2 separate regions of the Homo sapiens genome follow, and region 2 is linked to region 1. A link is an interaction called in ENCODE POLR2A ChIA-PET data of the cell type or tissue named here. Cell type or tissue: endothelial cell of umbilical vein. All regions are shown on one strand. Links, peaks and the distances in the headings refer to the core of each region. The heading gives the core; the rest is flanking DNA.

What was found. Peaks named below come from ENCODE experiments on the same cell type or tissue, not always from the same donor. Only the 100,000 strongest peaks of a DNase experiment are listed, where the experiment ranks them.
Region 2: POLR2A ChIA-PET joins it to region 1 with 8 read pairs; 4 of 35 experiments call an interaction of 5 or more read pairs at or near these places.

What each region holds. Positions count from the first base shown.
Region 1 is chr11:110,326,790-110,329,706 of GRCh38, forward strand. It overlaps LOC124902752 (a long non-coding RNA gene), which reads left to right and starts at 1,612. Exons shown (of 2, transcript XR_007062884.1): 1 at 1,612-1,734. In endothelial cell of umbilical vein, for the core only: no CTCF peak of the experiment used is centred there; DNase peaks (open chromatin) are centred at 1,572 and 1,912; H3K4me3 peaks cover 516 bases; H3K27ac peaks cover 1,245 bases.
Region 2 is chr11:110,193,293-110,196,209 of GRCh38, forward strand. It overlaps a transcript of RDX not described here. Among named protein-coding and RNA genes, the nearest start is that of ZC3H12C, 100 kb to the left of the region's middle. In endothelial cell of umbilical vein, for the core only: no CTCF peak of the experiment used is centred there; a DNase peak (open chromatin) is centred at 1,329; H3K27ac peaks cover 1,973 bases.

The DNA.
Region 1 (2,917 bases), core at 293-2,792:
AAAGTACTAATAATAAAAGAAAATAAAAATAATAAAATAAAGTACACGTTAACAGAATCCAAAAAAATGATACTTTACCACACACCCAATAGGATGACTACTATAAAAAAAAAAGTGTTGACAAAGATGTGGAGGAATTGGAACTCTTTTTTTTTGTTTTTTTTTTCCGAGACGGAGTCTCACACTGTCACCCAGGTTAGAGTGCAATGGCGCGATCTCAGCTCACTGCAACCTCCACCTCCTGGGTTCAAGAGATTCTCCTGCCTCAGCCTCCCAAGTAGCTGAAATTACAGGCACACAACATCCAGCTAATTTTTTGTATTTTCAGTAGAGACGAGGTTTCATTATGTTTGCCAGGCTGGTCTCAAACTCCTGACCTTGTGATCCGCTCGCCTCGGCCTCCCAAAGTGAGCCACCACACCCAGCCCACGAATTAGAACTCTTGTGCACTGTTGGTGGGAATGTAAAGTAACAGCTGGTATGAGAAATAGTATGGTGATTTTTCAAAATTAAAAGTAGAATTACTACATAATCCAGCAATTTCATTCCTAGATAAATACTCAAAAGAATTGAAAACAGAGTTTTGAAGAGGTATTTGTACACCAAAATTCATAGCAGCATTATTCATACTAGCCCAAAAGTGGAAGAAACCCATGTCCACCAGTGAATGAATGGATAAACGAAATGTGATATATACATACAATGGAATATTATTCACCTTTAGAAAAGAAAATCCCATTATATGCTACAATATAGATGAAACTTGAGGGCATTATGATAAGTGAAATAAGCCAGAAACAAAATGACCAATATTGTATGATTCCACTTATATGAGATATTCAGAGTAGTCAAATTCATGGAGACAGAAAGGAGAGTGCTGGTTGCCAGGGGCTGGGGAGAGGGGAAATGAGAAGTTATCGTTTAATAGGCATACAGTTTCAGTTTGGCAAGATGAAAAAGTTCTGCAAATTGGTTTCACAGCAATGCGAATATACTTAACACTACGGGATGGTACACTTAAAATGGTTAAGATGAAAATATTTGTATTTTAAATATCTATATATATTTACCATGATTAAAAATAAAAATAAAAATAAAAATAAATGACTCTGGCAGGGCGCGGTGGCTCGCGCCTGTAATCCCAGCACTTCGGGAGGCAAAGGCGGGCGGATCGCGAGGTCAGGAGATAGAGACCATCCTGGCTAACAGGGTGAAACCCCGTCTCTACTAAAAATACAAAAAATTAGCCAGGCGTGGTGGCAGGCGCCTGTACTCCCAGCTACTCAGGAGGCTGAGGCAGGAGAATGGTGTGAACCTGGGAGGCGGAGCTTGCAGTGAGCTGAGATTGCACCACTGCACTCCAGCCTGGGCGACAGAGCGAGACTCCGCCTCAAAAAAAAAAAAAAAAAAAAAAAAGACCCGCATGAACAATTTATCAAACATGAGATAGCGTGTGTGTTTATGAGTGTATTTGTGGTCACACTGATGTTTCATACTGTGGCTATCAAGTTGATTATGTGAGTAATTTCTCACACCTGCACAGGAAGTTGACCCCTCTCCTCACTTCCCCTCCCCTCCCCTTCCCTTCCCTTCCTTGTGTTACAGTCGGGTCTTTGTTCTTAGAGCTCCCGAGATGGTGGCGGCCGGCTCCCAAGGTGGCAGCAAGACTTTTGTTCTCTGACCTGGGGTTCTTGGCCTCCTGGATTCCAAAGAATGGAACCTTGGGGCCATGCGGTGAGTGTTGTGGTTCTATTGGAAACCGTGGGTCACGGAAGAGAACTGTGGAACCCAGTGACTAGTGTTCAGCTGGATTAGGATGAACCTGGGCACTTAGCAGTGCAGGAGCAATAGTGAGCCTCTAGCCCGATCCAGCAATGGGTGCCTCGCTGGATCAGAAGTGCAGTGGACACCCTGCCTGATCCAGAGTGGTGGAAGTCAGTGGCAGGTCTGTGACAGCGGCATTCAGCAGTGGTGGACAGCTCGAGCCAGAACAAACACATACCAGAAGAGTGAGCAGTTGCAAGATTTAATAGAGTGAAAACAGAGCTCCCATACAATGGAAAGGGACCCAAAGGGGGTTGCCACTCCCTGCTCAAATGCCTGGGTTTAAATCCCGATCATTGTCCCTCCCTTTGTGCTCTCAGGCGATAATATGATTTGACTATTTCTTTACCTCCTGCTTTTAGCCTAATTTGTATTTTAGTGAGCCCTCTTTACTACCTGATTGGTTGGGTGTGAGCTGAGTTACAAGCCCTGTGTTTAAAGGTGGGTGCAGTCACCTTCCCCAGCTAGGCTTAGGAATCCTTAGCCTAGGAAATACAGCTAGTCTATTCTCTTTCTTCCTTCCTTCCTTCCTTCCTTCCCTTTCTTTCTTTTTTTTTTTGAGACAACGTCTTGCTCTGTCATACGGGCTGGAGTGCAGTGCTCTGATTGTGGCTAACTGCAGCCTCAATCTCCCAGGCTCAAGCGATCCTCCCACCTAAGCCTCCCTAGTAGCTGGGAAAACAGGCAAATACCACCATTCCCAGCTAATTTTTTTTGTAGAGACAAGGTTTTACCATGTGCCCAGGCTCAGGTCTTGAACTCTTGAGCTCAAGTGATCCACTTGCTTCTGCCTTCCAAAGTGCTGGGATTACAAGTGTGAGCCACAACACCCAGCCCAGGCTTTTCTATACATCCTCTGAAATCTAGGTGAAGGCTGCCAAGTGTTCTTCATTCGCATTCTGTGCATCTATAGGCTTGACATCACCTGGAAGCCACCAAGGCTTACAGCTTACATTCTCTAAAGTAGCAGCCTGAGCTGTACCTGGGCCCCTTTGAGCCAAGGCTGTAATTAGAGTGACTGGGTTGTGGGAAGGAGTGTCCTGAGGCTGCACAAGGCAGTGGGGCCCTGAGCCTGACCCACAAAATCATTCAG
Region 2 (2,917 bases), core at 204-2,703, 130 kb before region 1:
ACTTATAAGTGGGAGCTAAACATTGAGTACACGTGGACATTAAGATGGGAACAACAGACACTGGGGACCACTAGAGACGGGAGAGAGGGTTGGGGGCAGGGGTTGAAAAACCACCCATTGGGTAGTATGCTCACTACCCGGGTGACAGGATCATTCATACCCCAAACCTCAGCATCATGCAATAAATTCATGTAACAAACCTACACATGTACACCCTACATCTAAAATAAATCTTGAAATTACAAAACAAAATAGAATAAACTATTTTCTCCTCTCAACTGCACATTTTTGCCATCTAATGACCTTCCTCTTTAACATGAAAATTATGCTACTCCTTTCCCTCTTCCAAAGAAGACACTCTAAGAACAAAAAGAACCTTAGAAATCATTTAGTCCAAACACCTCATTTTACAGCAGAGGAATCGGAGGCCCTGAGAGTTGGAGTGATGTGTCCAAATTCCAACTACTAATTAGTGGCAGAGCCGCAGCAAATGCCCAGGTTTTAACACCCACAGGCTGAAAACTCTCAATCCTTCACAGCTTCATTAACCAAACTTTTGATTATACAGCATTATCTCTAATTGGGATTCTCTCTTACTGCATTATAAACCGAAGCAATTGGTAATTTGTCCCATACATTTTATAATAACGTCCCTTCATATCACCAGTCCTGGCTAGAAAAACCCATATGTAGAAAAGGTTTTTGCCCAGTGCATTGCACAGGAATTAGCTGTTGAAGGCAGCGGCCCACGCTGTGCCCTCTTTATCTTTTGACCTGGAGCCTCAGGTTCCCTGATATATCTATTAAAAGGTGAGAGTAAGAACAGATGTGGCACAACTCTTCAGAGTTACTTGTTCAATGTTTTAAAGAGCTTGACAGATGATTTCCTCAATTCTCTTCCAGGCTGTATTTTTTAATACACAAAAAGTAATCTTGCAAGAGCTGTTTGCCCCTGCCATAGGGTAACAATAGGCTGGAGTGCAGTGGCGCAATCCTGACACACAGTAACCTCCGCCTTCCGGGTTCAAGCGATTCTCCTGCCTCGGTCTCCCGAGCAGCTGGGACTACAGGCACCTGCCACCACACCCAGCTAATTTATGTATTTTTAGTAGAGACGGGGTTTTGCCATGTTGGCCAGGCTGGTCTGGAACTCCTGACCTCAACTGATCCGCCCACCTCAGCCTCCCAAAGTGCTGGGATTACAGGGGTGAGTCACTGCACCCAGCCGGATATTACAACTTTTCGTTTCTTGCATTCCCAGGTCTTATGACTGAATGATTTTATGCCAACTTCCACTTATAATCAAGGAGAGGACTGAGAAACCATAATTTGATAAGAAACCACAACTATGTGGTTATCCTTTAAGTTATAAAAGTGCCTGATAACCAAAGATTTCACATAAATTACAAGAGACCACTTTGGGAATAAATATTCCTTGATATTAGACAAACAATATTGTATCTGCCTAGTGTCCCCTGTAGGAGGAGGTTGTCTCTAAAATAACTAGACTTAATATCCTTGAAAAACATCAGTGACAGATGGAAAATCCTATGTCATGTTGGCATATTTTGTGGGGTTTTTCAGAAAATCTTTAAGGGGTAACTTCGTGCCCAGCAGATACCTGTCAAATAATCACAGCACAACATGCTCTTGAAGGCTGTAAGAGTGACTTTTTTGGTTGTTTTTTGTTTTGTTTTGTTTTGTTTTGTTTTGTTTGAGACAGGATCTCGCTTTGTCGTCCAGGCTGGAGCGCAGTGGTGCGATCTCAGCTCACTGCAACCTCCACCTCCCGGGTTCAAGCGATTCTCCTGCCTCAGCCTCCCGAGTAGCTGGGATTACAGGCACACACCACCATGCCCAGGGGGGTTTCACCAAGTTGGCCAGGATGGTCTCGCTCTCTTGACCTCGTGACCCATCCACCTCAGCCTCCCAAAGTGCTGGGATTACAGACGTGAGCCACCGTGCCCAGCCAGAGTGACTGTTAATGCAGCTGACTCATGTCACAAACTGTCACCCAATCCTCTAAGCTTCGGTCCTTGGACATTCAAAACACCTCAAAGTGCCAGGACTAGTGCCATCTTATGAATTAATAATGCTGCTTCACATCCCAGCTCTGCCACTGAACTCTCCTCAACCCTCTTTCTCCAAACACTGGCCAGGTCCGAAGTAACTGAAATCAGAGAAGATGGGAACCTGAGATGGGGCAGGCAAGCAATATTCACCGCCTACCACCAGGATGCAGAATCAAGTGCGCAGTAAGGCTCAGGCTGATGTTAGAATATATTTATTGCTACATTTATATACAATTATACAAACAGCCCAGACAGGAAAGAAATGTTGCATCGATTTCTGCAGATTCCACCAACATGTGCACAGAAATGGAGCTGTTCACCACTGAGTTTGCTCTTGGATTGAAGCCAAATATAAGTCACATACATTTTTTGAAAAAGTGGGAAATTCTTGGAAATCCTGTCCATAGATTCTTCCTTACAAGCTAGTCATGCAGAAAAAAGTGGGTTCTCATAAGCTGATGCCTTCCAGCATGTTTGGGGGATAGAGTCCTGAAGATGGGGTGCAGTAGATGCTGGCTTGGGACTGCAGGGTGCTGTGCGAAGTCCCAAGTCCTGGCCCATCTTGCTAAGGTCTGTCTTTAGGAAAGGCAATTGAGAGGGGTCTGGAGAGAAAGAGAATAGCAAGAAAGGGAAATCCAACAGTAAACTGAGAAGAGGAGAGAACCATGAGCCAGGGCCCTGGGTAATGGAATACTGGTCCATCCAGTTCCAGCTGAGATTGCAGACTTTGGGGGATATACACATTCAGAACACCAGGTATGTCCTTATCCTAAAGCTTCCCATAAGTCAGTAGCCAGGGGCCTGCATGAAGACACAGAAAGTGAATAGGAAAGTCAGGCAAGAAA